6 separate regions of the Mus musculus genome follow, and all the other regions are linked to region 5. A link is a loop called in an ENCODE intact Hi-C map of the cell type or tissue named here. Cell type or tissue: heart. All regions are shown on one strand. Region 1 holds the start of Zfp568 (zinc finger protein 568). Region 2 overlaps Zfp383 (zinc finger protein 383). Region 3 overlaps Zfp27 (zinc finger protein 27). Region 4 holds the start of Zfp420 (zinc finger protein 420). Region 5 holds the start of Zfp84 (zinc finger protein 84). Region 6 overlaps Zfp790 (zinc finger protein 790).

Evidence for each region. Peaks named below come from ENCODE experiments on the same cell type or tissue, not always from the same donor. Only the 100,000 strongest peaks of a DNase experiment are listed, where the experiment ranks them.
Region 1: it touches region 5 in a loop (6-fold over the local background); 2 of 42 quality-filtered maps call a loop at or near these places.
Region 2: a loop joins it to region 5, with 2.8 times the contacts of the local background. A loop is called at or near these places in 10 of 42 quality-filtered maps.
Region 3: it touches region 5 in a loop (5-fold over the local background); 10 of 42 quality-filtered maps call a loop at or near these places.
Region 4: a loop joins it to region 5, with 2.7 times the contacts of the local background. A loop is called at or near these places in 7 of 42 quality-filtered maps.
Region 6: it touches region 5 in a loop (5-fold over the local background); 18 of 42 quality-filtered maps call a loop at or near these places.

Annotation. Positions count from the first base shown.
Region 1 is chr7:29,980,767-29,985,766 of GRCm38, forward strand. Zfp568 (zinc finger protein 568) reads left to right here and starts at 3,189. Exons shown (of 10, transcript NM_001167872.1): 1 at 3,189-3,462; 2 at 4,494-4,560. Gm31735 (a long non-coding RNA gene) reads right to left here and starts at 2,755. Exons shown (of 2, transcript XR_001778074.2): 1 at 2,667-2,755. In heart, CTCF peaks have their summits at 868, 1,734 and 2,982; a DNase peak (open chromatin) is centred at 3,075; H3K4me3 peaks cover 4,667 bases; H3K27ac peaks cover 4,537 bases.
Region 2 is chr7:29,910,480-29,915,479 of GRCm38, forward strand. It overlaps Zfp383 (zinc finger protein 383), which reads left to right. Exons shown (of 5, transcript NM_001243908.1): 3 at 1,690-1,816; 4 at 2,111-2,206; 5 at 4,138-5,000. Among named protein-coding and RNA genes, the nearest start is that of Zfp383, 4.5 kb to the left of the region's middle. In heart, no CTCF peak of the experiment used is centred here; no DNase peak of the experiment used is centred here.
Region 3 is chr7:29,900,484-29,905,483 of GRCm38, forward strand. It overlaps Zfp27 (zinc finger protein 27), which reads right to left. Exons shown (of 5, transcript NM_001037707.1): 2 at 3,417-3,576. Among named protein-coding and RNA genes, the nearest start is that of Zfp27, 3.1 kb to the right of the region's middle. In heart, no CTCF peak of the experiment used is centred here; no DNase peak of the experiment used is centred here; H3K4me3 peaks cover 69 bases.
Region 4 is chr7:29,857,958-29,862,957 of GRCm38, forward strand. It overlaps Zfp420 (zinc finger protein 420), which reads left to right and starts at 2,022. Exons shown (of 4, transcript NM_172740.2): 1 at 2,022-2,136; 2 at 3,059-3,111. In heart, CTCF peaks have their summits at 2,153 and 3,898 (motif pointing right); a DNase peak (open chromatin) is centred at 2,044; H3K4me3 peaks cover 1,330 bases; H3K27ac peaks cover 618 bases.
Region 5 is chr7:29,765,892-29,770,891 of GRCm38, forward strand. It overlaps Zfp84 (zinc finger protein 84), which reads left to right and starts at 2,661. Exons shown (of 5, transcript NM_023750.2): 1 at 2,661-2,804. Gm38983 (a long non-coding RNA gene) reads right to left here and starts at 2,362. Exons shown (of 2, transcript XR_881933.3): 1 at 1,163-2,362; 2 at 1-497. In heart, a CTCF peak has its summit at 2,878; DNase peaks (open chromatin) are centred at 1,360 and 2,680; H3K4me3 peaks cover 3,703 bases; H3K27ac peaks cover 2,599 bases.
Region 6 is chr7:29,817,063-29,822,062 of GRCm38, forward strand. All of the region lies in intron 1 of Zfp790 (zinc finger protein 790), which reads left to right. Among named protein-coding and RNA genes, the nearest start is that of Zfp790, 3.5 kb to the left of the region's middle. In heart, no CTCF peak of the experiment used is centred here; a DNase peak (open chromatin) is centred at 1,919; H3K4me3 peaks cover 1,507 bases; H3K27ac peaks cover 796 bases.

The DNA of each region.
Region 1 (5,000 bases), 210 kb after region 5:
CCGGGATACCCAAAGACCACCAGATGTCAAACTCATATGCAAAAGCAAAGAGTCTTTATTCAAGCTCCAACTCAGACCCTCAGGCCCCTTCAATGCAGCAACCCTGAGCATTTAAGGCTCAGCCTTTTTATTGTGGTTACAGCAGAGTGAGGGGTTTATCAGCTTGGCAGTCACATGATTGGCTTAAGCAATCTATTTATATCTATCTACAGCCTCTGGAATGTTAGGTATTTTCCTGCTGGTGGCCTGTGTCTAGGGTAGTTCCTTCCTGGTTTTTCCAGTAACTAGAGTTTAACTTGAGGATAGAGCCTAGTATATAAAATGAAGGCCTGGTTACAAGATAGAATCTGTCTTGTCAAGTTGGGTCCCTTCAGCTGAGAAGTGTAGTGTTTTGGAGACACCAAACTGTGTTTTCTGTCTGACCCAAGACACAAGGCTGAAGTTAGAGCAGTCTTCTGGGACAGAGGTTCTTAACCCGTGGGTCTGTATTAACTCAGTCTAAGATAGAACTGTAGAGCATCTAGATGGTAAGGAAGAATTGGCTACTGTTTTTGAAGAGGGCACACAGTCCCAGCTCACAGGAGAAATGAGGTTAACCCCCTTTCAGCCTAGGTGGAAAGGGATCCATCCAGACAGGATCTGAAACGCCTTGTAAGATGCTTTGGGGTTCTTTTCCTATATTCTCTAGAGTTTACAGGGCATAAAGACTGGTTCCAATTCTACTTCTTGGATCCATCATGGTACAACAAAGAGTGACAAAAGCACCAAGCTACAAGCCAGGAACGGTAAGTAACTACTACTTGAAGGAGACAGGCTGTTCAGTGCACTAAGAGGTTTCCAATTACAGCTTTTCTGAGAAATTCGTGAGAGTATCCCACAGGGGGCGCTCGGGGGGTGGGGGCATTGCTGAATAGCTTTACAGACAGACTAACAAATCTTTCAAGAAAATCTTCTGGACATCTCCTCTTCACAATCACAGTTCTAATTGAACAGTATGCTTATTGACCAGTTTCTACAGAGACTGCCTGTTAGGTGTTTGGTTGGAGAACCATCCTAGGCTTGCCCTCGCCTCCATGCAGTCCAGGAAATTCCATTTCCTCCCTCTCCCTACACACACTCACACACACACTCACACACACACATACACACACACACACACACACACACACACACACACACACACAGAGAGAGAGAGAGAGAGAGAGAGAGAGAGAGAGAGAGAGAGCCCTGACAGTCTCACATTCCTGACATTCCTGACAGGCCCCACCCTGCTAACCTGAAGACATAAACTCTTCAGGTCCCACTCCAGTGCTCCCATCCCCCCACCAATCTATAAGAAGTTCCCACATCATACGCTGCCTGTGACTTTCCAGTTTTGTCCTCTGAGACCGGTGAGTTCACCCAGGAGCCATTCGCAAATAAACTTACTTCTAATTCACCTGAATTGGCTTGTGTCTCCAGTGGAGGAAACATTCACTGGGTAGGAGGGAGAGAAGTGTACAGTGAAATCAGACTGAACATCTTCCTTCCACATTACACACTTTGGTTTCAAAAATATGAAGCCAGCTTGAGATCAAAGAGGCCTTGAAACTGGAGATTATACTGAACTGGAATTTGTAATTAGTAAAAGAAAATTGACCACATGAGTGAAAATCATCAAATGATAACAGTGTACACAGATTATTGTTGTTTTCGGAGACAGGGTCTTGCAGTGTAACATTGGCTGGCTTGGAGCGCACTCTGTAGACCAGGCTGGCTTGAAACTCACAGAGATCCACCTGCTCTGTCTCCCACCAGTTAAACTTAAGCCGATTATTCTAGCTTGCAATCAGGCTTGGAACATGGCTACCTCTATGCCTCTCTCTGACTTAATAATAGGTATAGCTATTCTTTTCTCCAATGGAGACAATATAGGGATCTATTTTCAAATGACAAGTCGTCATTAAGCAAGTACTTCCAGAGGCATTCAGATGTTGGGGTCATGGGGTGTGCAAATAATGAGGAAAGGACCAAGAAAGTCGGAAATAAACCACAAGTAAACTTTATACCCTCCCCCCGTCCCGTTCCCTCCCCCCCCCCCCCCCCCCCGGGAAAACACTTCTAACTGGTTAGGGTCACAAGTCAGCTTCGACCTTTGACAAAGGGAGAGAGCAGTCTCCTTTCTCCTTTTGAAGCATAAAGGCAGGAGCAGAGGTTCAGGGAACAATAAAGAAGGAATTTGTAAATTGAGGGTTAGTTCTGGAGCCCAGGGTGTGGCAGGTAGGAGGATGTTCATTCAGGCTCAAGGCTATTCTAAGACAGAGGTCTTATCTCAGCCTTTAGGGAGCTCGCCCAGGCCTGGTGGTTTTACTGCAGCTTGAAAGAAAGTAAGGCTTGCGGGCATGCAGTAAGATGGGGGCGGCCGTCCAATACCTGGGATCACTCTGGGCTCGGCACAAAGGAAAGCCCGGCTCTTTGTGGTTTGTAGTGCATTCTTTGCCTCTTTTGGGTAACTGACCTGGCAATGGGTAAAACTGGGAGTAGACATAAAAAAATTGTGACCCTCCAGGTCTTTCTTGGCCAGGCCAGAGATCATTACCAGCCTTGTCCCCATTATCCATCCTGCGTAGAGAATGGAGATTAGGAGAGAACTGGCACCCTGACCAATTTGCGAATCTAAACCTCACCTCAGAGATTGTTCCCAGGAGCAGAGTTCTGAAGTCACAACCACTCGGGTGACAGGAGCCCCATGGTTACATGCAAGATGCCACATAGAGGTAGGCACAGTCTTACACTTAAGCCACAACTCCACAACGACCAGACATTTCATGTCCTCATAGAAAAGCTATCAGAATGTATTACAAACAACCACAAAAACTATTCCAGGGCACTGCGTCCGCCCAGTCGCAAGGCTCCTGCCGAGAGGCTGGACAGGCCACTAGCCTTTCTGGGAAATGTAGTCCACAAAGGGACAGCCACCTAGCGCCCCCAGCGCCTCCTCTGGTTGTTCCGGAAAAGACCGTCCCCGCAGCTGCTCACGTCCAGCGCTGCTTCGCCGGCGGCGTCACCGTCTCGCCGCGCTAATGGGCTCAGCCACCTCGGCGCCTTCGGCCATGACTCCTGTCCCTAGCACAGGAAACGCCAGCCGAGCTCTGACCGGAAGTTGGGTCGGGCCGCGGGTCCTTCTGGGAGCACCTGTGCTCTGGGACATAACGGGCGCGCGCTGCCGCCCGAGTGGAGGGGCTGGCCGTGCGTGGCCCGCATGCCGCGTCTCTGAGGTTGCGTCTCGGGAGGTTTTGGCTGGTGGCGCTGCGGGGACCTCTCCACGGGAGAGGCACGGGTGGTCCGGTTTGCGCCGGCCGTGGGCTTCGGGCTGGGCGCGGGCTCTCGGGGGGCTCGGAGTATCCCGGGTCACAGCTTTGCGGAGAGCTCCGGGCCAGAAGGCGGGACTCAAGCCTGTTCGGAGCTGCAACCAAAAACCTGGTAAGAGTTTGTGCTACTCTGGAGATTTGGAGGGGGTGTGGTTGTGCGAGAGCGAGTGTCCTGTCGTGGCCATGTTTGGTGGTAAGGGGTTGAGTAAGGGTGTGGTGAGTGTGGGGATGGCGTGGCGTGTGCAATTGTACCGCGGAGTTCTTAGGTGTGTAGCATTTGGCGTAACTCGTAACTACGGGGAAAAAAAATCTGTACTTTCTAATGATTTCCCCCTCCTCATTGCCGCCCTTTCAACACTTTCTTCTCTAACTTTTTTCAGTTTTTCTTTCTATTATTACCTAATGGCTTGCTTGGCTTATTTAATTTTTAAAAAAATCTTTTCTTTTCTCTCCTTTCCTTTTCCTTTTTCTTTTTTTCTTTTTCTTTTCTTTTCTTTTCTTTTCTTTTCTTTTCTCTTCTTTCTTTCTTTTACCTTTGTAGTGTTGAATTTAAATCTAACGCTTCAATCACACCAGGCAAAAACTGTACCAATGAGCTACATTCCCAGCCCTGAAGTTAGTTTAATAATGGCTGAAAAAAATTCCTAAGCTCAATAGCAAACCAACTGGGATTCCTTCAGTTCACGTTGTTAGCAGATTCATTGCATTTAGCTGATCCAGGCTGTATTTGGTTGAAATTCAGATCTGCTCTCTGTTTGTTGTTTTCTGGTGCTCAAGTTAAAAAGAACTGATTCCAAACATATTTTCTTTTCACGGTGGATTATGGGAGCACAGGGGAGATCATGCAAAGACTCTAAAAAACCTCTGCTTCAAATGTGTCCATATTTAGCCAAAGAAAAGTTGTGTGGGTAAGCTTGTAGTCTATTAAAATAACTATTTGCCACATTAAGAAATCTCTAGAAATACTTTTATACTGGGTGTTACCGTTTAGTGCAAGTGCTCTTTGATGATAGTGTGCTCTTGTTTGCACTCTCTTGTGTGCACTCTCTAGCTCTGCTCTCTAGCTTGCTCACTAGCTCTCTCTCTCTCAAATTACATTTGTCACAAATTTTATATTCCAAACCCTTTGTCTTTATGTTTCAGGTTTCTCATGAGCAACATATCAGCTGAGTGTTTTTTAAACTCATTTGTCTGGCCTGACTGTTAATAGGTGAGTTTAATTCTGCTGTATTATCATACTACTGAAAACACGTTTTTATTGTTTATATTTACCTTGTTTCGGTACCCCCCTCACTGGCTTGGTTTCTGTTCTTGTCTGTGTGTACTTAGCAAAACCTCAAACTTAAACAAGACATTTACATGCTTGTACACCAAACTAGCTAGCCATCTCTTTCTGTCATCCTTGAGTAATATATTACATTATGTTGCAATACTTTAAAAAAAATTTTTTTTTTGTTTTTTTCAAGACAGGGTTTCTCTGTGTAGGCTTGGCTATCCTGGAACTCACTTTGTAGAACAGGCTGGGCTCAAACTCAGGAATCCACCTTCCTCTGCCTCCCGTGTGCTGGGATTAAAGGCGTGCCCCACCACTGCCCGAAATTCTTAAGCTGTGTGTGGTGACACATACCTGTGATTTTAGCATCCAGGAGG
Region 2 (5,000 bases), 140 kb after region 5:
GGACTTCCAGGCTGGCAATGTTGCCAGCAGACAAAGATGGAATCAGAAGGCCCCCAGGACAGATAGAAGCAGCTAGCAAGAACCACTTGGAGAAACAGAATGGCGGAGGTCAGGATAAGTTAGTAGCTGAGACACTGTCCCAGCAAAACTTAACAACAGCTTTAAACTATGTAGCTGTCTCCATGTCTTAACACAGACTTATCAAGTGACCCGGTTCTTCCAATTGTCCATTCATGGAAATGATGGAAAACTCCAACATAGACACATGGCCTGTGTTCTCCCTGACTTCCTTCTGTTTAATGGTCACATGTTAATTTAGGAATTAGACAACTTACAGTTTTTGTTTCTTTCTATAACATGGTTATTTCAAAGAACTTGGAAAACAGAGCCAATTAAAATTTTTGCTACACAAGGATAACCTCTGTTTGATCAATTTCCTTTTCATGACATTTTCAAGGGTGGGATCTTACAGCATTAACCATTTCATATATTTGGAGTGAAAAACTATGCGTGGCAGTTGTGTGGTTTGGTTGTTGTTGGCTTTCTTTTGATTTTTGAGACAGGCTGGTCTCAGACTCTGCAAGTAGCTGAGCATGACCTTATACTTCTAATTCTTCTGAGCTGCAATTACATGTGTGAGTCACTATACTTCTGCATGTATGCATGTATGCGCAGTACCACATACATGCCGTGGAGGCCAAGAGAGGGTGTTAGAGTCACTGGAACATACTGAAGGTTGCGAGCTACCGTGTGGAGGCTGGGATCCAGACCCAGGTCCTGTGCAGCAGCAGGAAGCACTCTTAACCACTGAGCAAGCACTCAGCCCCCATTTTGAGTTTTTTGTGTAGTTGGTTGTGTTTAGCTCTGAGGCAGGGTCTCTCGCTGTAACCCAGGCTGACTCCGTGCTTTAAATCAGTGGCTCGCAACCTTCCTAATGCTGCAGCCCTTTAATGCAGTTCCTCATGTTGGGGTGACCCCACCCATAAGATTACTTTGTTGGCCCTTCATGAATGTAACTTTGCTACTGTAATGAATCATAATGTAAATATCTGCTCTGCGGGATAATTGATTATCCAGAACTACTTGGTTATCTAGAACCACTTCTCTAGAGTCTCCTGCTTCACTTCCCTAGTACTGGGTCACTGGTATAAGCCACCATGCCAAGTTCTGTACAAGGGTTTGAATCTTCTTTTAAAAATCCAAGCCAGGCAGTGGAAGATTCTAAGAAGTTTGAACTGTGTGTATAAGCTGTTGAGGTTGTACAGTCAAAAATCAAAACGTTTGGCCACCAGAAAAAGAACTTGAATTAGTAAGAAATGAAGGATTGTTTTGGTGTTTGAAACCAGGGCATTATGCGCATTCTTTATGAGTGAGCTAACTCCCCAGGCCTGTTCTTTGAGACTTGATCACACTCTATAGCTAAGGCTGGCCTGGAACTCACTGTGCAACCTGGGCAGACAAGACAGCTCAACTCCAAATCAGTCCTCTTGCCTCGTCCTCCCTGGGGCTGGCTTATAGTCGTGCAGCATCATGCCTGGCTTTGTGTCCTGTTTCTGGATGAACAGGCAACCCAGAGGTCCCGGGTCTGGTGACATCATGGAGTGGCTCTTTTGCTCAGCCGGACAACGCAAGCACCAACATTTTGGAAGTGCTCTCTGTGTTCTAACCTGGGTGTGTTTATTGTTTCAGAAACCGGTGGTGTTCAGTGACGTGTCTCTGGACTTCTCGCAGGAGGAGTGGGAGTGTCTGGGCCCCGCGCAGAGAGACTTGTACAAAGATGTGATGCTGGAGAACTATAGCAACCTGCTCTCAGTGGGTAAGGACACCTGTATCAGCAGCGCAGCCATCTCTGCAGTGTCTGCTTCTTCCTCAAGGAATTTCTCAGCTGCCTTTCAAGCTTGCCACCTGAACTCCTGCTCCTTGTTTGCAAATACCTGGTTTCAGCTGGGCGGAAACAGAAGCCTGAGAGACAGGCGGCTCCGGTGGGCTGTGGCTAAAGCTTCCTCCTCGTCTCTGGCTGTTCCTGTCTTGACATCTCTTGCTTGGTGACCGAGGGATGGCATCCGTTTCCCACAGCGTAACTATGTTCCATGTCTTTTCTTGTAAGCAGGACTTCACATTCCCAAGCCTCAGGTGATCTCTTTATTGGAGCAAGGCAAAGAGCCCTGGATGATTGGTAAAGAGCTTACAAGAGGCCTGTGCTCGGGTAAGTGAGAAGCATTGCGCAGAGCGGTGCCCACGGGGACAACTCGCTGGTAATCCAGGAAACTGCACCTTTCCCATGTTATTTTGTTTTTTTTTTTTTTTTTTATTTTTATTTTTTTTAAAGATTTATTTATTTATTATATGTAAGTACACTGTAGCTGTCTTCAGACACTCCAGAAGAGAGAGTCAGATCTCCTTACGGATGGTTGTGAGCCACCATGTGGTTGCTGGGATTTGAACTCCTGACCTTCGGAAGAGCAGTCGGGTGCTCTTACCCACTGAGCCATCTCACCAGCCCGTTATTTTGTTTTAAAGAGTATTTCCTAATGTTATGTAGACGAGTGCTCTGTCTGCATGTACACCTGCGTGCCAGAAGAGAACATCAACTCCCATTATAGATGGCTGTGAGCCACCATGTGGTTGCTGGAAAGTGACCTCTTAACAGCTGAGCCATCTCTCCTGCCCATTGGTTGTTATTTTGTAAGCTTCTGCCAAAAACTTGGGTCTAAGTGAGAAAAGCAAGTTCTTTTTTTAAAAAAAGAGCATTATTATTATTATTATTTTGTTTCATGTATTGATTGATTGATTGATTGATTGCATGGGGCGAATTGGGGGGGGTCAAAGGACAACTGTGAGAGTTCGTTTTCTCTGTGCATGGTGTTGGTCTGGGGATCAGACTCAGGTCATCATTGGTTTTGTTTTCACATAGGAACGGTTTTATAACTGGCTTATCAGTCTTTACCTTCTCTTGTCCATCCAGAGGTCGGATGCCTAAAATCCCAACCTCCTAACAACCTGAGTTACCCTCTGGTGACCAGGCTCAATACTAGAGCTTTTCTCTTTCTTTTAAGATTTGTTGTTTTATATGTATGGGGTATGTGTGCACCAGATGTGGTATTTTATATTCATGGGCCTGAGTGTGTGTGGTATGTGTGCACCACCAGTTGTGGACTGGTGCCCACGGTCAGAAGACCTGATAAAATCCTCTAGAACTAGTCACAGGTATTTGTAAGCAGCTATATGGGCACTGAGAACTGAACCGCAGTCCTTTGCAGTAGCAGCACACATTCTTAACTGCTGGGCCATCTTTCCAGAACCAGTCCTGAGGCTCGTTAAGGCCGATCATGAATTGCCTCAGTAGCACCACAGAACTGCTGCTGTCATTCAGAGAATCTCAAGGTTTTTTGAAGTTCCATGGCAGAAAACCAGGACAAAGATCAGTGTGGCAGAACATGTTTATAATCCTAGCAACTAGAGAGACTGGGGCAAGATAATACAGAGTTCAGAACCAGGCAGAGTTACATAGTAAGACCTTGTCTCGGGAGACATTCCTTTCCTTTAATCCTTGCACTTGGGAAGCAAAGGGTCTCTTGAGTTCAAGACCAGTCAGGGCTAGATAGTGAGACCTTATCTCTGAACAAACAAAATGAGCAGAAGACCAAATGTATTATTTGGGGTTTTTGTTTGTTTGTTTGTTTGTTTTTCGTGTCTTGTACCCAGTGCTTTTTTTTCTCCAAACTATTCTGACTTACATCCACATTTAAGAGTCATTGTAGGAGCATTGGCGGTGCGCGCCTTTAACCTAGCACTGAGGAGGCAGAGGCAGGCTGATCCCTGTGAGTGTGAGGCCAGCCTGGTCTATAGATCAAGTTCCAGGACAGCCAGGGCTACACAGAGAAACCCTGTCTCCAAAACAAGACAGTGCTTGTTGGTAACTTATTTCCTCCATGGTGGTCTCTGCCTCCACGGTGCATCTTGTTAATTCCCTGTGCTCTTTGTCCATTTCCGTCATAGATCTCCGTAAGCCTGTGTCATTTACTTACTAAACAGTATAGTCACTTCCTTTTTTTTTTTTTATCCCAGTATGAAAGTTTAAAGCTTTTCCAAATAATAGAGGAAAAAAATATATTTGCTGCTTGTCCTTTCTTTCAGCTCTGGAGTCAATGTGTGAGAGCAAGTTATTATCTCTAAAGAAGGAAGTGTATGAGATCGAGTCCTGCCAGAGGGAGCTAATGAGACTTTCAAAGCACAGCCTCTCGTGCTCCGGTTTTACAGATGCTCCGGAATGTGGAGGCCAATTTCAAGGTGGACATGGAAGCCAAGAGTTACTCACTCGGGAATACATGCCCACATTCTTTCAGCAGACCTTTTTTACCCTACATCAGATTATTAATAATGATGAGAAACCCTACGAATGTAAGAAGTGTAAAAAGGTCTTTACCCAGAACTCACAGTTTATTCAACATCAAAGAATTCATATTGGTGAGAAGTCTTATGAATGTAAGGAGTGTGGGAAGTTCTTCAGTTGTGGGTCACATGTTACTCGCCATCTGAAAATTCACACTGGTGAAAAGCCCTTTGAATGCAAAGACTGTGGGAAGGCCTTTAGTTGTAGCTCATACCTTTCTCAGCATCAGAGAATCCACACTGGTAAAAAACCTTACGAATGTAAGGAATGCGGGAAAGCCTTTAGCTACTGCTCAAATCTCATTGACCATCAGCGAATTCACACTGGTGAGAAGCCTTATGCCTGCAAAGTATGTGGGAAAGCTTTTACAAAGAGCTCACAACTTTTCCAACACGTGCGAGTTCATACAGGTGAGAAACCTTATGAATGCAAGGAATGCGGCAAAGCCTTTACGCAGAGCTCGAAGCTTGTTCAGCATCAGAGAATCCACACTGGAGAGAAACCCTATGAGTGCAAGGAATGTGGGAAGGCCTTTAGTAGTGGCTCAGCCCTTACAAACCATCAGAGAATCCACACTGGGGAGAAACCCTATGAGTGCAAGGAGTGT
Region 3 (5,000 bases), 130 kb after region 5:
TCCCAGCCCACCCCCACCCCCACCTCTATCCCCACCTCTATCCCCACCCCCACCCCATCCCCATCCCCAAATAATCGTGGTGGCTTTCATCTCAAAGTCCTGTTCCTAAATATGCAGCTCTAGGTTTCTAGTTATGAGCCAATCTTTTCCCACCCCTCTATTTTTGAGTAAGAAAAGCAGCTGCTGACAGCAGGGCCTGGTGCTATCATGTGGGTTACAGTGTTGCTAGGAGCCGTTTGATGAGATTATCTAGATCATGGGATTCTCCATGGTGTTAAACACAAGACCTCACAGACAGGAAACATTAAAGACTCCCTGTGGCCATCTCAGCAGAAGACCAACCCAAAACCACTCTGTAAAGTCTGAGCACTGTTCAACTGTAAAAGCTAACCGTCCTCTTACTCCCACTTGTAACTGTGTATTTTTTAACATAGCCATGCCCAAGTTCCCTGAAATAATGACTGAGACTTCTTATATATGATGAAATGCCTAGGCAAAACCTTTGCTCTGTTCCCTGCCTAGCTCATACCTCAATAACCCAGTTTCTTCTATTCTGAGCATGCCACAGAGCTGGTTACCTTCTTCTCAGGTTCATGCTTATGTCTGCTCCTTAGAATTTGGGGCTAATCTCCAGTGCCTGACTATTTCCCATAATTCCCCTCTCTCTCTTTCTCTCTGCTGGAACTCCCACTTCCTATTTCCTGACTCAGCTCATTGGCCATGGGCTTTTTTATTGACATGTGAATGCTTTTACACAGTGCACAAGAGATTCTCTCTACACCCACTAATACAAATATAATATACAAGTGTACATTGTACTTTATAATTTACATAATTGTGATGGTTGTGCTCAATTTATATCTAAGAGAAAAGAGCCTTTAAATTGGACAAAAAGGGGGACATGTTGTGGGTTGCCCTGGTGCTGTTTATATTCTGATGTTAATTCTGCTTCTCTCATGAACTTTCTCCCCATTCTAACTGGTCAAATAAAGGCAGTAGAAGGGAAAGGTGGGACTGGAGGTTTTAGAGAGTGGGGGCACATGGGGACAGGGAAGGAGAAGGGAGAGAGAGGGGATGGAGGAAGAAGAGGTAGAGCCAACAAGGAACAGAACCACATGGCCAGGAAAAACTGCAAGTAGCAAAGGGTCTCATAGCTGGGAAATAAGTGAGGATAGTGATAAATCTGCCCAATCTAGGCATATAGTTATAAATATAATAACTGGGTTGTGTGGTTTTATACAGGCTTACTGGGATTGGAAATCGCTGCAACAAATTGGCACACCAACATATGGCTCAGAACTCAACTAACCTGAAATAAAAGTCTACCCCCATCCCATCCTCACCCCCACCCTCATCCCCAATAAATGGCTGTGGCTGTGATCCAGGACTGCAACAATGTGTGGACTGAAAGCTGAGTGAGGGGGGAGCTGGTGAGATGGCTCAATGGGTAAGAGAGCCAACTGCTCTTCCGAAGGTCCTGAGTTCAAATCCCAGCAACCACATGGTGTGGCTCACATCCATCCGTAATGACACCCTCTTCTGGTGCATCCATATCTGACACCCTCTTCTGGTGTATCTGAAGACAGCTACAGTGTACTTAGATATAATAATAATAATAAATAAATCTTAAAAAAAAGAATAGATTGATACTTAAAGATGAGAAACACAATAAATACCTTTTGAGTTTTCTGGGATAATATTTTGTATGGTTGAATGAGGTAGATTTAATTGACACTTATCAATTACAGTTTTTACAATATCTTGGTTTACTATATTTTCTCAAAAGACGGGACCCTAGATTTAAAAATTACATGCCTTAGAAAAGGGATTAGAGCAAATGATGGAACTAAAGGTTCAGGGATTTATAGGTCATGATAAGCCACAGAGAGAGGAAAATGAAGGTTAGAGACAGGAGCTGGAAAAGATGCTAGAACAAAAGATGCAGAAATTCATAGATTGAACTGAACAGCAAAGAGCTAGGGATAAAATTTGGACACAGAGTCTAGAGGATAATTTACTAAAGTTAGTAAGTCAAAATAAGATAGACACAACAATATCAGAATTACAACATAAAGAGAAATTTAAAAGCTAGACGCAGGGCCTGGAACAGAAGATACAGGGATGTATAGAGGAGCAGTTTGAACAGCAGAAAGAGAAATCTAAGAGTCGGCAGTGTAGTGGACTAGAGGAAACGTTAGAATTAAAGGAATTTCTAGAGGAAAATGAAGGCTGGAGACAGGAGTTGGAAAAGACGCGAGAGTAAAGGATACAGCAGCTCACAGAGGAGACTGAGCGGCAGAGAGAAAATAATGAGGACTGGAGGCAAAGCTTGGAGGTGAACCTGTTAAAATTAATCAGGATAGAGAGCAGGATATCAGAATTACAACATATTCAGTCTTGGGGCTGGAGAGATGGCTCAGTGGTTAAGAGCACTGACTGCTCTTCCCAAGGTCCTGAGTTCAAATCCCAGCAACCACATGGTGGCTCACAGCCATCTGTAATGAGATCTGACGCCCTCTTCTGAGTGTCTGAAGTATGCTTACATATAATAAATAAATAAATCTTAAAAAAAAAAAAAGAAGAAGAACCCCTCAAGACTGGAAGGATATGGCTCAACAAAACAGAGCCAAGGGTAGAGAGATTTCTACAGATCAGCTGCTTGGTGAAGGTCATTTTGCTGAGATAGACGTGCAGGCTATATATGATGGAGAAACCTTGGCACTGTGTTGCTTGTCAGCCTTTAGCTGTGTGTGCTATGATGGTATATGGAGACAGAAGACAACTTCATGGGGTTTGTTCTCTTTCCACTTTTATGTGGTTGCAGGAATTGAATTTGTGTCTCCAAGCTTATGGGGTAAGCATACCTAGCGACCTATCTCACTGTGTAAAATGTTTAAAACCAAAACTTGAAATTAAATGTTGATAGTGTTAACAGCAGCGCAACAGAGCGGGAGGAGACAAAGTTGACAATGTTTCCCAAAAAGGAAAGCAGTAAAAATTGTGGAGGAAAAATGAAAATTGGAGACTAACTGAGAAGCAGAAATGTCAAGAACCGAATCAATAGACTATCTGCGTTCAGTGTGGCGCTCTGAAAAGAAATGGCGCCATTCCTTCAGAAACCCTATCTGGAAGTAATTTCTACCAAAAATTTTATCCACAGACAACAGATAAACACGGTAGGATGCCAAACAACAGTCTCTCATGATGGTCCACCCTCATTGCCTTTGGAGTGGATGACATTGCTCAGGTGTTTCTTGATTTTTCGATAAATAGATCAAGATTGGTTCCCTGAGGGGCAGGTTTAGGGGTTCAGTTGTTCGGGTGGCCTATCTGCTTCTCCTCTGAGACTCCTGGGACAAATTAGGGACATCTACTCCTTGGAGGAAGTCTCACCCCCAAGACCCCGCCCCCCTGACCTCACATGAGCTCCCAAGATCCTCTGGGGCCAGTGGTGTAGCTTCCAGGGTTGAAGTCCAGTCAGTTGGCATGATCACGCTGGGTCTAGACCCTGTCCTCTCAGCAACCAGAAGCTTAGCGGTCCTCTATGAGTTCAGTCAGAGCTGTGAGGAAGAAGTGCTGTGGAAGAAGATCTTGTAAGGAGCCGCTCAGAGATACCAAGATACCCAGAAATGTCAAATCCTTAGTCATTAGACATTCACCACTGAAACACATGCCAGTTACCTCACAGAGCAGTCGTTCTCAAACTTGAGCAGGTATGCACTCAAATTATCTAGAGGTATTGTCAAAATATAGTTAAAAATTCTCAGCCTCACTCCCATGACTTCTGCTCCAGCAAGTCTAGAGATCTAAGAATTTATGCTAATTAGTCTCCATTATTATGCTGAAATTGTTGTACCAGGGACTAGCCTCAAGAAACAGTGCTGAGAGAATAGAAAATTTAAGAAAATCTGGGTCCGGGGAGACATGTTAGAGGGTAAAGCGCCTACTACCATATAAGAAACATAGCAATGCTTTTAAAAAGCCAAGGGGTAAGAACCGGACAAAAGAAAGAAAACTTGCAAAATGGAAAGATATTTGTGAAACTAAACTCTTTTACAAACTTATGGTGGACACTCTAATTGCTACAATATTCCTTGAACTACTTAGTCATACCTATTATTAAAAATAACTGGAGGGATGTAGTAAGGGTTGGTGAGACCAAAATACATTGTATACATATAGACTCTTCAAAAAATAAATATATTTTGTAAAAATACACATAAGTGTTGATAACAATATAACTTCAAACATATAAACCAGAAATGGACCAAAGAGAGATGGACAAATTACATTTCCATTGTGAGCAATATCCCTCCACAACTAAGCAGACAAAAAAAAAAAAAAAAAAAATCTCTAAGGGGGCTGGAGATATGGCTCAGCAGTTAAGAGCACTGACTGTTCTTCCAGAGGTTCTGAGTTCAATTCCCAGCAACCACATGGTGGCTCACAGCCATCTGTAATGGGATCTGATACCCTCTTCTGGTGTGTCTGAAGACAGCTACAGTGTACTCATATACATAAAATAAATAAATTTAAAAACCAAATCTGTAATGTCTGCTGGTGTGGTGATACAGGCCTTTAATCCCAGAAATCTGGAGGTATAGGAGGGTGGATCTCTGTGAGTTTGAGACCAACCTGGTCTACAGAGTGAGTTCCAGGACAGCCAGGGCTCCAAAAAACAAAACAAAACAAAGGCAAAACTGTAAGGTCATATGATGGTCACACAATATATATGTGTATTTGTGTATGTATATGTGTGTGTGTATATATATATATATATATATATATATATATATATCCATACATACATATATGTGTGTGTGTGTGTGTGTGTGTGGTTTTTTTGTTTGTTTGTTTGTTTGTTTTTTTTTTTGCTTTTCGAGGCAGGGTTTCTCTATGTAGCCCTGGCTGCCTGGAACTCACTCTGTAGACCAGGTTGGCCTCGAACTCAGAAATCTGCCTGCCTCTGCCTCCCAAGTGCTGGGATTAAATATATTAAT
Region 4 (5,000 bases), 92 kb after region 5:
ACCTGGAAACCTACATTAAGGACATGGAAGAAGGACTCCTCCCTCTTTCCCTGCTTGTTCTCATCCTTGTCATTCCTTTCCTGGCATTAGAGTCAATTTCTTCCATATTCACCTGTGTGCCAAATTCTTATTTTGTCAAATCCTGAAAATTTTGCCATTATACACAGTCTTCTTAATGCCCACTTTGAATGTGTCTTCACTATTTATTTTTCATTACCAAGATAATGTGTAGATTTCTTCTTCTTGTAGAAAACTTGCTCCACATTCTAGGTAAAGCTGAGCTTCCCTTTGGCCTCCATTCCTGTAGCAGTTCCTTCCCGAGGTAGGCACTGCATTTGTCTTAGATACTCTCCTATTGCTGTGAGAAGACCCCATGACTAAGGCAACACAGGAAAATGAAGTGGAAAGTTCTGGTCTCTTTGTGACATGGATAGTTTTCTGGAAACTGTCTTATGGTTGTGCTGAAGCAGACATGTGGGAAGTTGTTTTGCTGAGAACAGACACGTGGTGTTTTTCTGGAAGCTACTTGGAAAGAAGGCATGTGATGTTTTGTTAGCAGATGCTTGAGAGAACATGTGATGTTTGAAAAGGGTATAAGTATAACCCAACAGACATAGGTGTTGGGTGACAGTGGGTCATCTTGCTATTCTTTGCTAGTCACCGTTTGTTGTGATTTCGTAGAGAGAAACACACCAAAGAACTTCCGGTGGCATTCCAGTGGCTTCTTGCTGCTTCTGTGGACTCTGGCCAATTTGGAAGAGCCTTGAGGTTTCTTCTGGATGGACGCAAGCCACTGCTATGGCTGATTCGTGAATATTGCTTACAAGTGAGTCGAGCTACCACTGCTGATTCCTGTGAATTGAACTGCCTGCTGCTATCCTGACAACAAAGACTGGGATTGCCCCAAAGAACTATTTCTAAACAGCCCACATCCTCCTCTGCCCTATTAACCTTTCCTTTCCACTGCCTCTGGTGGGTGGTAGGCTAGAAGGGAGGTTAAAGCATTTAAGCACACTTAAGTTGGTTTTGAAAAATACAAGCTTACTGGAAAAAAAAATATATATATATATATGAATGAGAGAGACAGAGTCTTTCTGTGTAACCCTGAGTATCCTAGACTTTGTTCTATAGACCAGACTGGCCTCAAATTCAGAGATTCACCTAACTCTGCCTCTGGGAGGAAAAAATACTTTTGTTTTTTCAAGACAGAGTTTCTCTGTATTGCCCTGGCTCTCCTAGAACTTGCTCTGTAGACCAGACTGGCCTTGAATTTAGAGATCTGCTGGCCTCTGCCTCCCAAGTGTTAGGATCAAAGGAGTGTGTCAGCCCTGCCTGGCTGAAAAAAAGAAAAAAACACTTTTAATTAGAGGCTTGCAGACAGTTTCAGAGGGTGAGTCTGTGGTCAACATGGTAGGAAATATGGCATCAGGCAGGCTCTGCCCTAGAGCAAGTAGGTGAGAACTCACATCTGATTCTAAGGCCTCACTTGGGCTTGAACCCTCAAAGCCCACCTACAGAGGTACACCCCTGCAACAAGGCCACATCTCCTAACTGAGAACCAACATCCAAATATATGAGCCTGTGGGGGCCATTCTCCTTCAAACCAATGAAGTGGAAACTTAAGGGTTCTTTGAAAGTCGTTTGGAAGTGGATACAGGTGAAAGATAACACAGATCATCATGAGCAACTAGTCAATTATTCCAGAAATATGTAGTGACCCTTCACAAACAAACTACAGTGGCTGAATCTCTGTTGAGCAACCCCACATGTGGTATAAAATCTCATTACCACAGGTATAAATCACCTCACAAATATTGCGATTGGGGGGAGAGAGGGAGGAAAGAGGAGCGGTTTGGAAGGAGAGAGGGGGAAGGGAGGGGAGAGGTGGAAGGGAAAGAGGGAGGGGTGAGAGAGAAGGTGGAGGGGAGGGAGGGGGGGGCAGGCATTGGCCCCAGCCATTGGACTACATTTCCCAGAGCCACCGGGAGCAGAACGCCGTTTCCGTTTCCTGGCGAGAGTTCGGGGTACTTGCGTCACGAGAGGGTTGTGTCTGGAGGATCTCCTAAGCATCCCATAGAGCAGGCTGCCTGTAGTGGAGCCCGGCGCAGGAGGCGGGACCCTGAGCTTCCCTCGGAGGTGAGCGTGCTGAGGAACGTCTGGAGGACGTGTCTGTGGCATTAGGTGGCGGTGTCTCCCGTGTATACGCCACAAGCCTGTGCTTTTGGAGCCTGTTGCGACCCTTGGTTTGTGGTTGGCGTGCTGTGTGTGAATGAGTTGTGACACACAAGGGTGTGTGTGATTGTTGCTTATCTCACTAGAGATGTTTCTGGGACTGATGGTGTCGGCCCACGTGTATGGTGGAGAAACGGTGCTGTTATAGCGAGGTATTTAGATGTTTATGTCACTCTGAGGTTGTTGATGTACCTGGTATCCTGTGCATAACTGGCTTGCCTCGGAAGACATGTGTGATAGTGTCACTGAGATTACGATTGCTTGTTTCCGTCGCCTGTGACTTTTATAGTGTTCTCCCATTTGGGTGACTGTGTGAGTGCGTGTGTATGAATGTATGCGTGTGTGTTTATGTGTGTACGTGTGTGTATGTGTGTGACTGTAGGATGCTGTGTGCTGTACTCATGATTGTAAAGAAAGTAGAAGTTCACCCTTGTAAAAGAATGTCGCTGACAGTATTTGTCCCTGACAGAATGTTTGGTTATTGTACATGCTTGGGTCCTATATACGAGTTAGTGCTCCAACGGTGTAGCTCTGACAGTGTAAATTGTGACACTAGCAATGTGACTGTGGAAATTTTCTTGTTTCTACCTGTGATCCTTCCCTGATGTGGTAGGGTACAACGGTGAAATTTTGTTGGAATTCATGGGGGGTCCCCACCATGAATCTACCAAAGGATCCTGAGTTGCTTGTGACTTTGTCTCTCCCCAATTACTCCCAGAATGTAAAGACTTAACCCCTCTGTGGGGACGGAGGAAGAGGTTGTCTCTAATTCAGAGTATATGGCAAGAACAACATAGCATCTCATTTAACTTTTTTATTCTCAAAGTACAACACAGAAGAGGAAAAATGGCCATTGTCCATCTAGAAGGGAAGTTTGAGGTAAGCAGATATTTGTCTCCTCAACAGCCTTTATCATGTCAGAAAACGATCTTTGTTTTACTTTATTGTTGTTTTTGTGACTGTCTCCTACCCAAGTCTTCTCTTATAATGGAGGAACAAGGCAATTTATTTATTCCTATTTACTTATTTTTGAGGCAGGTCTCTGCCTGGTTTGAACCTCTTTATGTAGTACACACTGGCCTTGAAATCATAAAGACCCATCGTCCTCTTCCTTCCAAGTTCTGGGTTAAAGGCATGCATTAACTCAATGGCATTTGATGTTTATATTTTGAGAGTAATGAAAATGTGTAATTTGTAATAGATGTTTTCCAATACTGGATACATTTATAAAGAATGGATTTGATGCTCAAATTAAAAGAAAGAGCATTCTTGTACTATTTATGTAACTTTTGGGAGAATTTAGCTTTTGTTTCAGTTTTTTGTTTTGGTTTTGGTTTGGTTTGGTTTTCTTTTTGAGACAGGGTTTCTCTTTGCAGCCTTGGCTGTCCTAGAACTCACTCTGTGGACCTGGCTGGCCTTGAACTCAGAAATTCCCCTGCTTCTGCCCCCTGAGTGCTGACATTAAAGGCATGCGCCACAACCACCGAGGGTCTTAGCTTTTTTAATTTTTATATTTTCAGTACCATCTTGCTTTATAGCGCCAACTAGTCAAATTCTTACTTCAACCTTCAGTTTTGTTTTGTTTTTGTTTATTTAGTAAATGAAGTCTTCTATTTGTGTGCATTTGAGTGAATTTGCTCCATGTTGTATGCAGGTACCTGGGGAGTCCATAAGAGGGCACTAGAGCTTCCATTACAGGCAGGTGCGAGCTGCCAGATGTGGGCGCAGGGGAACGAAACTGGGATCCTCTGCCACTGCAGACTTCATTCTGTTCTGTTTTGGTTTTAGACAGGGTCTTGAGTCGCCCAGGTGAGGATCCTTGAACTCTTGGTCCTATTGTCTCTGCCTCTTAAGAGCTGAGAGAGGATAGGCCTATGGTCTGTTTTTTGTTGTTGTTGGTTTTTGGTTTTTTGGTTTTTTTAGCTATTGAGTGGAATTTTAAAATGAGAAATTAGACGCACAGCTCGAAAGTCGTTATGTATCAGCCGTTTCCTTTCCTGAGCCATCTGTCACTCACAACCAGTATCCACTTGGCTTTTGTCTCTAATTGCCTTTAACCCGTGAGATGCCTTCTTCCATTTTCAAGTATTTCTAATAGATCTGTTCTTTCTCACTTCTTCGTGTGACTTGAATCCTTTTAAATTTACCAAGATTTATCTCCTGACCTACAGTCTGGGGCGTCGTAGTAAATGTTCCCTGGGCAATGAGGAAGACTGTATTCTTCTGCTGTTAGGAAGAACAGATGCCGTTGGGGTCAGGTAGACTGGTTGTGTTGTTTAAATCTTCTAGACATTTACTGATTTTTTTAAAAATTTATTTATTAAATGTATCTCTTTTTCTTCAAAGGTGATCCCGGTAAGCCACATAGGGGGAAGCTGTCCTCACCATACCAGATTTAGTACACACAGAACGCTTTGCAGTCTTCCAAGGGAGTTGAAGCCCTCAGCCGTCACGTCCCATGCACACCTGCATCCCTAGCCCAGGCCCCTCCTTTCTTACATTCTTCTCAAAGGGTAAAACCTTGAGGACATTAATCCGTGCTTTGACGCGGGTCTCAGTTCTTCCCACCCCAGCCTGAGCTCCATCTTCCTCGCCTTTGTGCTCAGTCTAGAAGATGGTGGGAAGCTTTGGTTCAGTGTTCTCTTGGCAATGAGAGGATTTCCCCCCTCAGGGTTGATTTACTCTCACGGTGAGGTTCCCTGGAGGAAACTCAACAGCGGGGGCGCTGGCACTTTATCCCAAATTGCCCTGTGCTAACACTAAATGGT
Region 5 (5,000 bases):
AGCCAAGCTCGAGCCCCACTGCTGCTGCTAAGTCAAGGACTCTCTCCCTGTGGGACCAGCTGGAGCTACACACACACACACACACCTGTCCCAGGCTAGGTCTAGCCTGCAGGGCCTCGCTCCATTCTCAGGTCTTCTGCGTCTCCCAGCAGCACCTGGATGTCCGAGAACCTGAGAACCATCGGTGCCTCAGACTGCACTTCCCCACCCCTGGAGCCATGTCCCGGGCCTGTCTGGTGATGGTATAAATAAACACGGTAAATAAACATGGTCAACTTCCTGCGTCCTGCCTCCCTGAGTGGCTGAGCCCTGTGGTGGAGCAGATGCGGGGCCCCAATATCCCTACAGGGCTGAGGCTCCTGGTCCTCAGCTCAGGTGGGGACACCCTCCCCTGGGAGCTGCAACTCTTCTGCTGAGGAGGCTTCCTCTCAGAGCTATGAGGTTCCTCAGCTCCCATGTCTCAGGATGCCCTTCCACTGCCCTTCCTTTTACAGGAGCTGAAAAAGAAATAAAAATAATAAAGCAGTTACATTTTGGGGTGGGTGTCACTGAGTCGGGGTTAATCAGAACTTATCTTCCAGGGACTGGAGTCAGAGACAATTGGTTGGTGGGTACCAAGATGGTTGCACAGTATAAACGAGCTTCTTTAGTCATAACAACTGGATGCTGTCTGTTCAGGTTTACAGAGCAGGGACTCTGAGACTTGTACGAACGAGACTGGTCCACCAGCATCCCATGCCTCCCACTGTTAACAATGCTGTGTCTTCTTGCTGAAAAACTTAATCTAGGGATTAGCTTATGTCTTCCCTCTCACAGACCTTTCAGTGTCAGCCCCAAGAAGTCAACGTGAGGAGAACGAGTGGTGAAAACAGTAAGGAACTTAGGTGGGTCACTGACACATAGAACTACAGCAGCCCAAGCAAAGACTTGTCCCTCACGGCCTGTAATGTCACCCACTGGTCACAGCTTCTCACTGTGCTTCCAATTCAGAAGAAACATCCCAGCCCTTCCCATCTTACCCACCACCCGTTGTCTCTGCCTCTTTCCTCTGTCTTTCTCTTCCAACCCCTTCTCCTCCTTTCACACATGCACGCGCTCCCGCACATTCCTTCACACAGACACACAAAGTGCTCCTGTGCTCTTCACTAACCCACAGGCCTACATTCCAGTAACAACTGGCGGCTTCTCCATGTCCAAATCAGGAACTCCAAATTTGAAACATTTGTTTAGAGCCCTCCTCCTGTCACCGCCCTTGGATTTAGGTTGAATTCATTTTGCCGAGCACTGAGAACCCTGCGGGGTGTTTGGGGACTGGGGCTGAACTGTAAATTGCTTGCACCCGTTGTTTTCTGGGAAATGTAGTTCAAACCGAGGAGTCCAAGCCGCAGTGCCTTGTGGGAAAAACAAGCCAGGGCACCAAATCCTCCTTCGTGTAACCCCTGCCACAACATCTGCTCTAAGCCGATTCACGGAGAATTCCTCTGGGAATTCTGTCTAGAAAGGGTCCCAGGAGGTCCCGGAAAGACCAGGAACCTAGAAATCCAAAAAGCGGAATCTGGGTTTCAGGCTGCCGGTAAACCTAGATCTTGTGAGCGAGATATTCTCTTCTCTCTCTCTCTCTCTCTCTCTCTCTCTCTCTCTCTCTCTCTCTCTCTCTCTCTCTCTCTCTCTCTCTCTCTCTTCCCCCCGGAGACAGTCTTCCTAATAAAACTCTGCTTCCACAACAACAAAATCAACCAACAATAACAAAATCCACCAAGACTTGAGGCACAGTGATGCATACTTTTAATCATAGCAAACAGAAGGCAGAGACATGGGCCAGAGTTTGAAGCCAGTATGATCGACATTGAATTCTCATTATATGAGTGAGAATATATATATATATATATATATATATACATATACATACATACATATGGAATTCCATAAAATTTGATCCAACATAAATGTTCATGATTGGCCCAACATAAGTGCTTGGAACAGAACAGACGATGCTCTTAAGAACTGAACCATCTCTCTGTTTATTTTCCTTTATGGACACAGGTCGTTAGGTAACCATGGCTTCAAACTTGTTATGTAACCGAGGCGGGCATTAAAACTCTTGATTCTCCTGCTTCTGCCTCCTGAGTGCTGGGATTACAAACATGCAATGCTCAACCCAGGCTAATGCAGCACATTTAAATTTGTGGCTATCGAGTGGTAAGTAGACTAAATATTCCAGTAAAGATAGGGCGATCTTTGCCCTATCCAGTCGTTCCCAGTCCTAACAGCCTTGTCTCATTCCTTCAGGGAGCTTGGAACACCACACTGGAGAAGCTCTTAAGAGCCCTCATATATCCGACTGTCAATAGCAGGATGAGTTCTTTACCGAGAACGCGGTCTGTGATGTCTTCTGGGAAATGTAGTCCTGAGCTGGATCACTTGCTCGGGTTCTTGCCTCGCTTCTGTAGCTGGAGTAAAGATCCACCCCCACCACAGAGCCGAAACTGCTTAAGTTTCAGAGACTTCAAGCCTTGGATCCTTGGGAAATTCCCCCTTTAGAAAACTAATCGTCCGTTCTCTAGTTTCAACAGATCTCTACTTCCTCTCTCGCACACTGAAACTCTCCTGCAGACTCTAGAAGTAGCACCGCCTTCTGGGAAATGTAGTCCACTATAAATGCTCAGCCACATGGCGGAAGTGGCTGGAAAGAGGTTGTTCCGGATCATCTCAGTGCCCTACCCGACCTAACCCGGTACTGTCCTGGTCGGTATTCGCTGGTCGTCCGAGTTCGAAGCCGTGAGATCGCAGTTTATACTTTTGAAGTGAGTCTGCCCTTGGTTTTAAGTGCTTTGTGTAAATACAGTCCTTAAGGCCTGTATTTGTTGGTCGCTGGCTGCAGGCCGGCTCTAGGGGACCCACCCGGTTTCCGGGATGGCGCTAGAGGCTTAAAGAGGGACTAAGGCGGCGGGAGTGTGACTGCATGGGCGAAAAGGTTTTTGGAGGATGTGGATTGTACAGGAGGGTGAGAGAGAGAGAGTGCGCGAAGTCAGCAGAACGTGGGTAGTAGGTGGTTACCAGATCCTCTAGTCTTGCAACGCAAAGTCGGGGGCGGGAGGTGCGGGACACCATTTATGTCAAGTTTATTTGAAAATTTGGGGGGAGGGGGGAGAAAGCTAAATAGTAGAGACGGTAAGGATTTCTGTGTTCAAGATAGATCAGTTTACCAATCAGCATGACTTTTAACTGTAGTTAGGAGTTAGATATGGTGACCCACATCTATAATTTCAGCACTCGAGCTGCGGAAGCTGGAAGTCAGTGACTTTGAGGACAGCCGTGGGAACATAGTGAGTTCCAGGCTACCGGGACCCACATAGTGAAATCCTGTCTCAGAAACGGATGAGTGTATAGAAATTGTATTTGAAAAAACGTAATTACTGTGGGTTCCTACTTTTGTGTCACACCCTCCGAGTAGCCATTTAGCCTTGTTTAGGGAACTCTTAGAAAATCTTAGCCTCTGTTGACTACCACTAGAGAAGTCAGAATTTGAAGTTCATGATTCTGGGTGATCCACTTCAGGTTCTAAAAAGACAACTTCCTCAGCTCTAGGCTTTTCTGTCAAGAAGCAGACATAGTGAGCACACGGAGTCTCCGTTGTACCCCATCTTCACCCTGTCCAGTTTATAGTTACAAAACTAGTCCTCGGTGTGGTGGGTTTAGAAGGTGGGGGCTTTTTGAAGGTAATTAAATGGGAGTAGTGCCCTGGCTCCCTGGAGCTACCTGCCTTCTCTAGGTGAGAGTGCAGTCCAGAGACTCCATCTGGGGACCGGGGAAATCGGTTTTCACTAGACACCTAATTTGTCAGTGCCACCACAACAGAGAAATAAGTTTGTTATTTATAAGCTAGTCTCTGGTATTTTGTTATAGCAGCTTAAGTGGGCTAATGGACTTTAATACTGCACCTGGCCAGTTCCTGCAGAAATTATTTGAAGTTCCTGAAATGTACTTTGTTTTTTTGTTTACGGTTTCCAGAGAGATCAAGTTCCTTTTTTTTTTTTTGGCTTGGTATGGAGGAATCCACAGAAACGCCTTTCTTCATGACATGAGGAACTCTTCCTACTGTCCTAGTAAAAGGGAGTGTGGGGTGAGATAGAATTGGTTAGTCCTGGGGTGAGGTGCATGTGGAGGTTTTGAAGATGATTGAACCTGTTCATGGTAACACCGAAGAGTGAGTAGCCTAGAGGCACGGCTTTGAACTTTGGACAGAATTTCATTTTATTCATCTGTCTAGTGTCTAGATAGATGGCTCGGTGGTTAAGAGCCGTGGCTACTCTTCAGAGAGTCTGGGTTCAGTCCCTAGTACCCACACTCATAGCTGTCCATAGCTCCAGTTCCAGCAGATACAGTCCCCTCTTTGTGACCCCTCAGGGCACCAGGCATGCACGTGGTACACAGACACACGTGCAGGTGAAACACCCATAAGCATAAAATAAGTAAAGCTTTTTCAAAAACAATTCTGAGCATAAACTCTCAGACAAAAGTTTGGAGAAGCTCAGGCTGCCTGCAGAAAAAAAGAAAAAACAGCAGGCATTTTACCGGGTTCTCGAAGAGACCTAGGCCATCAATTGTGGACATAGCGTTTTTTAAAATTAAAGGCTGGTCATGGTGGCGCACACCTTTAATCCTAGCACTCAGCACACAGAGGCAGGCAGATCTCTGTGAGTTTGAGGATAACCTGGCCTACATATCGAGTTTCAGGACAGCCAGAGCTACAGGGTGAGACCCTATCCCAAAAGAAGAAAGGAAGGAAGGAAGGAAGGAAGGAAGGAAGGAAGGAAGGAAAGGAGGGAGGGAAGGAAGGAGAAAGGAAAAGAAAAGAAAACAGAAAAGAAAGTAGCCAGGTGTATAATACACATTTCAAATTCCAGGACTTGGGAGGCAGAGGCAAGTGGGCCTTTGCATTGGAGACTAGCCTGGTGTACTTAGTAAAACACCATCTTTGAAAAAGAAAAATCTCTTTA
Region 6 (5,000 bases), 51 kb after region 5:
GCCAGAGTCAGTGGACACAGCCACAGCGGTGTGTGTTCATATCAGCCAGAGTCAGTGGACACAGCCGCAGCGGTGTGTGTCCATATCAGCCAGAGTCAGTGGACACAGCCGCAGCGGTGTGTGTCCATATCAGCCAGAGTCAGTGGACACAGCCACAGCGGTTTGTGTCCAGATCAGCCAGAGTCAGTGGACACAGCCGCAGCGGTGTGTGTCTATATCAGCCAGAGTCAGTGGACACGGCCACAGCGGTGTGTGTCCATAGCATCCAGAGTCAGTGGACACAGCCGCAACGGTGTGTGTCCAGATCAGCCAGATTTAGAAGGTAAATGTCATCTCATTTCTTTATCTGAATTAAATAGAAACCTCAGTACCATAAGCCTGCCCCATTCCCTTTCTGTTTTTGAGACAGGGCCTCTCTATGTAGCCCTGACTAGCCTAGGACTTACTATTTAAATACATACTCATAGTGAACTCAAAGATTCATCTGCCAATGCTGATATTTCAGTTGTGGGCCACCATGCCTGGCATGCATGTATATATGTACACATATATGTATACATATATATGTATCTATATGTGTGTATATACACACACACACACACACACATATGGTAGCATCATTAAAGACCAAGCACAGTTGTCAAGTGGTAGTTTTTGTTTTTGAGATAGGCTGTAGCTTACGCTGGTCTCAAACAGGATACATGTCAGTTCAGAGTCTAGGGCTGAACCCGGACCCTCCCAGCTCCACTCTCCAAGTGCTAGCTAGGGCTGTGGGGGAGCCCCATCACACCCTTCCAGTGAGTTGGTATTTGATTTAAAATTCAAGTCTTGCATCATCCACTCTCAGGTAGGGAGATGATAACTTCACTGAACTGGATGCAGCCTAGTTGAGCAAGAGACTGCTGGACAGAACCATGAAGGAGTTCTAAGCTCAGTAGCCGAATGAGAACCATGCCTGGCACAGATGCCCATTGAGGGGCTGACACCATTGAAGTGCCTTCAAGACTTCCTCATAAGCCTGGCTCTTAAGTTTTAGTTGATATGAACCATCTTCCTCTACTGGAACTTAAGCAAGCAAACAGTCGGACGGAATGGCATCAGTATACCAGAGAACAAGAACAACCGCGAGCAGGCACTTACAGCACAGCTGTAAGGATAACTGAAAGGCATGGAGAGATGGCTGCTCTTGGAGAGGAGCTGGCTTTGAACCCCACTACCCTCATGGTGTCTCACAACTGGCTGCAACCCCAGCTTCAGGGGATCTGACGTCCAGACACATTTATTTATTTATTTATTTTTAAAGAGCATTTGGAGGATGGGACTAAAGTATTTCTGTTTGTCTGAGAGTGGAAGAGACACCAAACCTGAGTTCAAGGTAGGGTTTTCATGGATTTTTAGGCAAGACAGGGGTTTGGATCAGGCACCAACTAAAACCTATCCCTTTTCATCTTTCATCATAAAGCAGGCAGGTACTAGTGTGATCCGAGGTAGTGATTCAGCCAGTTTGTTGTTGGAGTGTAGACCGTACAAACTCACCTCTGGTATGATGCTGTTTTACAACCCATGTGTCTTGTCATCTTTCTGAGGCCAGTTTCTCTGGCTCCCAGGCGGTGGACTACATTTCCCAAGAGCCATCCCACCCATGGATATTTCTGGTCCAAAGATAGCTAGTGGCATCATTTGCATAGCTGGGAAAGAACTGTATGTAGGTCTCAATATTGGCCATCTCAATGTGTCCTGAAATTCCTGAAGCTCTTGTGAACAGATGTTAGCTTTGTGTATGGAGAAGGTCTATGTCGATGGAAATACTGGAGTTTAAAGCCAGGGCCTTTAAATTGACAGTTGTGGTGTAGTCTTTTGTTAAAGCTTATGCAGAGACGGACTACATTTCCCAGAGTGCACTGTGACCAAGCAACTTCCGGGGAGTTGTATTCAACCCAATTGGCTTCAAGCCTGAAGCCCTAGGAACGTCTAGGGTCTGTGGGGTTTATTGAGTGCCAATTTAAAGCTTGAAATCAGAATGGCCATGAAAGCCGAGGTCAGGGGTGAAGGGCATTTCTGTGTAGCGCAGAGTTCTGAAGAGAAAGTGGTGGTGTTCCCGGCTGGCAGCGTTGGAGTTAGTATGCGAGCTTGGAGGTGAGGTACACACACTTGGGATTAATGTGGGAGCCGTGGGCGATTGCCTTGTCCTGTGTGTGTTCCGGAAAGCGATGTTCACATTCAGTGGACAGGTTATGTGTGCCTGTATGTACATGGCCATGTATGTAAACACGGTAGAGCAGCTGCCCTGACACACAAAGAATGAGCATTGTGTTTAATAATAGACACTGTACTTTCTGAAAGTGGGTGTGGAGCTGAAGGAAGTGCTTTCTCTTGGTGAGTGAAATGGCAGAAATGCAACTGGGAGATAAAAGAATAGAGAAAGGGCCAGGAGAGGCTCCGGTGTTAAAAAGTGCATAGTGTTCTCAGAACCGACTTCTGCCTCTCACTGCTTCTGACTCAAGCTATAGGGACCTTCCTGACCTTGCTGTCATGTGCGAGATTACAAGTGTGTGTCAAGATTAAAAGTGTGTGCTTTTTATATCTTTAAAAAATGTTGATGAGTTGAGCTATCTCTGTGAGTTTAGAGCTAGCCGGGTCTGCTTAGTAACTTCCCAGCCAGCCAGGGTTACATAAGGAAACTTTGCCTCAGAAAGCCAAAATAAAGTTAATTAATTTAAAAATTGAATGATAACTTGTCTAGACATACAATCATTGATTCTCTCATCTCTTTTCCCACAAATATACAAGCCATACATTTTCAGGGTAGAAAAGTCTAATAAAAACTTGAATTGCCGGGTGTGGTGGCACACGCCTTTAATCCCAGCACTTGGGAAGCAGAGGCAGGGGGATTTCTGAGTTCGAGGCCAGCATGGTCTACAGAGTGAGTTCCAGGACAGCCAGGGCTACACAGAGAAACCGTGTCTCGAAAAAAAAAAAAAAAAAAAACCATACAAACAAAAAAAAAAGTTGAATTTCCTCTCAGTTAGAGGTAGTTGATCTTTTTGGCATAACTCTTTGTGAGTTTTAAATGTTTTTGATAACTTTGTGTGCTGAGTGTTTGCCCATGCATATGTATGCATACCAAGTGCATGCCTGGTTCCCTGGAGAGGTCGGAAGAGAGCATCGAGCCCCCTGGATCTGGAATGATGGACGCTCCATACCATTGTGTGGGTGTTGGGAATGAAGCCAGGGTCTTCTACAAGAGCAACATGCTTGGAACCCCAAGGCATCTCCTCAACCCATCCACTCCTCATGGATTTTTTTTTTTTAAATCTAATGTCTTTTTAGGTGATGTTTTGTGCCATTTCCCCCATACCATCATGTCCCTCCATTGTATTTATTTAGGCAGGTAGTATTAGTATCCACTCACGGTCTCACAGCTGTCTGCTTAGTCACCTTGAATCCAAATCCCCCTACCTGTCTACTTTTAGCAACAAGCACTTTTTTTTTTTTTTTAAATTAAGACAGGGTTTCTCTGTGTAGCCCTGGCTGTCCTGGAACTCACTCTGTAGACCAGGCTGGCCTCAAATTCAGAGATCCACCTGTCTCTGCCTCCCACATGCTGGGATTAAAGGCATGTGCCACCGCCCACTGGCTCTTTTGGGGGCTTGGGGGGAGACACAGGATCTCACTAGCCATAGTCTCTCTAGCTCTGGCTGGCCTAGAATTCACAGAGATCCTGCGAAGTCCCTGCCTGCTTTTCATGTCTTGTCTGTCAGAAGCTTGCATTCAGTGTTTGCCCACTTCTCACAGAGTGAGTATTTCTCGTTTCTGTTTCCCTTTTTTCTTATATATGGCTTAGGAGGAATGTGGGATTAGAACGGGTTTTCCTTCAAACTGTGTAATAGTTGCTCTCAAGTCCTCCCTCTCTCCTCCCAAAACACAAATCGTGTTTCACTTCACAGTTGTTCAGTGGCCCCTCACTTGACTTGCAAAGAAAGACCCATCATGACCACGGAGCTCTTCATATCGTCGGGAAATGGACAGTGCACGCTTTACATGGAATTGTCATGAGCCTCGCTGTGCCCTGCCCTGCTCTCTATGACAGCTTCCTCCCTTCTTCCACACCCCCACCCACCACACACTTATTTGGGTTTTTTTAAAAAAAGCATTTTTTAAAAGATGTATTTATTTTATGTATATAAGTACACCATTGCTCTCTTCAGACACAGCAGAAGAGGGCATCAGATCCCATTACTGATGGCTGTGAGCCACCATGTGGTTGTTGGGAATTGAACTCAGAACCTCTGGAAGAGCAGTCGGTGCTCTTAATTGCTGAGCCATCTCTCCAGCCTCTTATTTGGTTTTTTGAAACAGGTCTTACTATATAGCTCCAGCTGGCCAGGAACTTGAGATATGGACCAAGATCTCATACTCAGAGATCTCCCTGCCTCTCATTCCTCAGCTCGAAGATTAAAGGCATTGACCACTCTGTCCTGTTTGTTTGTTTGTCTGGCTGGTTGGCTTTTGGTTTTGTTTGCTTTAATTATGTGTGTGTGTGTGTGTGTGTGTGTGTGTTTTGTTTGGATGTCTGTGTTTCCTGTGCATGCAGTGCCCGTGGCTGATCCCCTGAAGCTGGCGTTACAGATGCCTGTGAGCCAGCATGTGGGTGCTGGGAACTGAACCCAGGTCCTCGGGAAGGGCAGCCAGTGCTCTGAACTGTTGAGTCATCTCTGCAGCCCTTTCCACAGCTCTAATTCAGTTTAAAATGTAATTTTTCTTAAAATGTAGAGTTAGAGACCGGGAGAGGAGGACTCCACAGTCAGGAGCACCCGCTGCTCTTGCAGAGGATTTTCGTTTACTCCCCAGCACCCACATGACAGCCCACAACCATCTCTGACTCCAGCTCCAAGGAAATCTGACACACCCTCTGCTGCCCCCAGGGAGCACCAGGACACCATGTGGTGCATGGATACAGGCAGGCAAATACTCATTCGCATAAAGTAAAAATAAAGTTT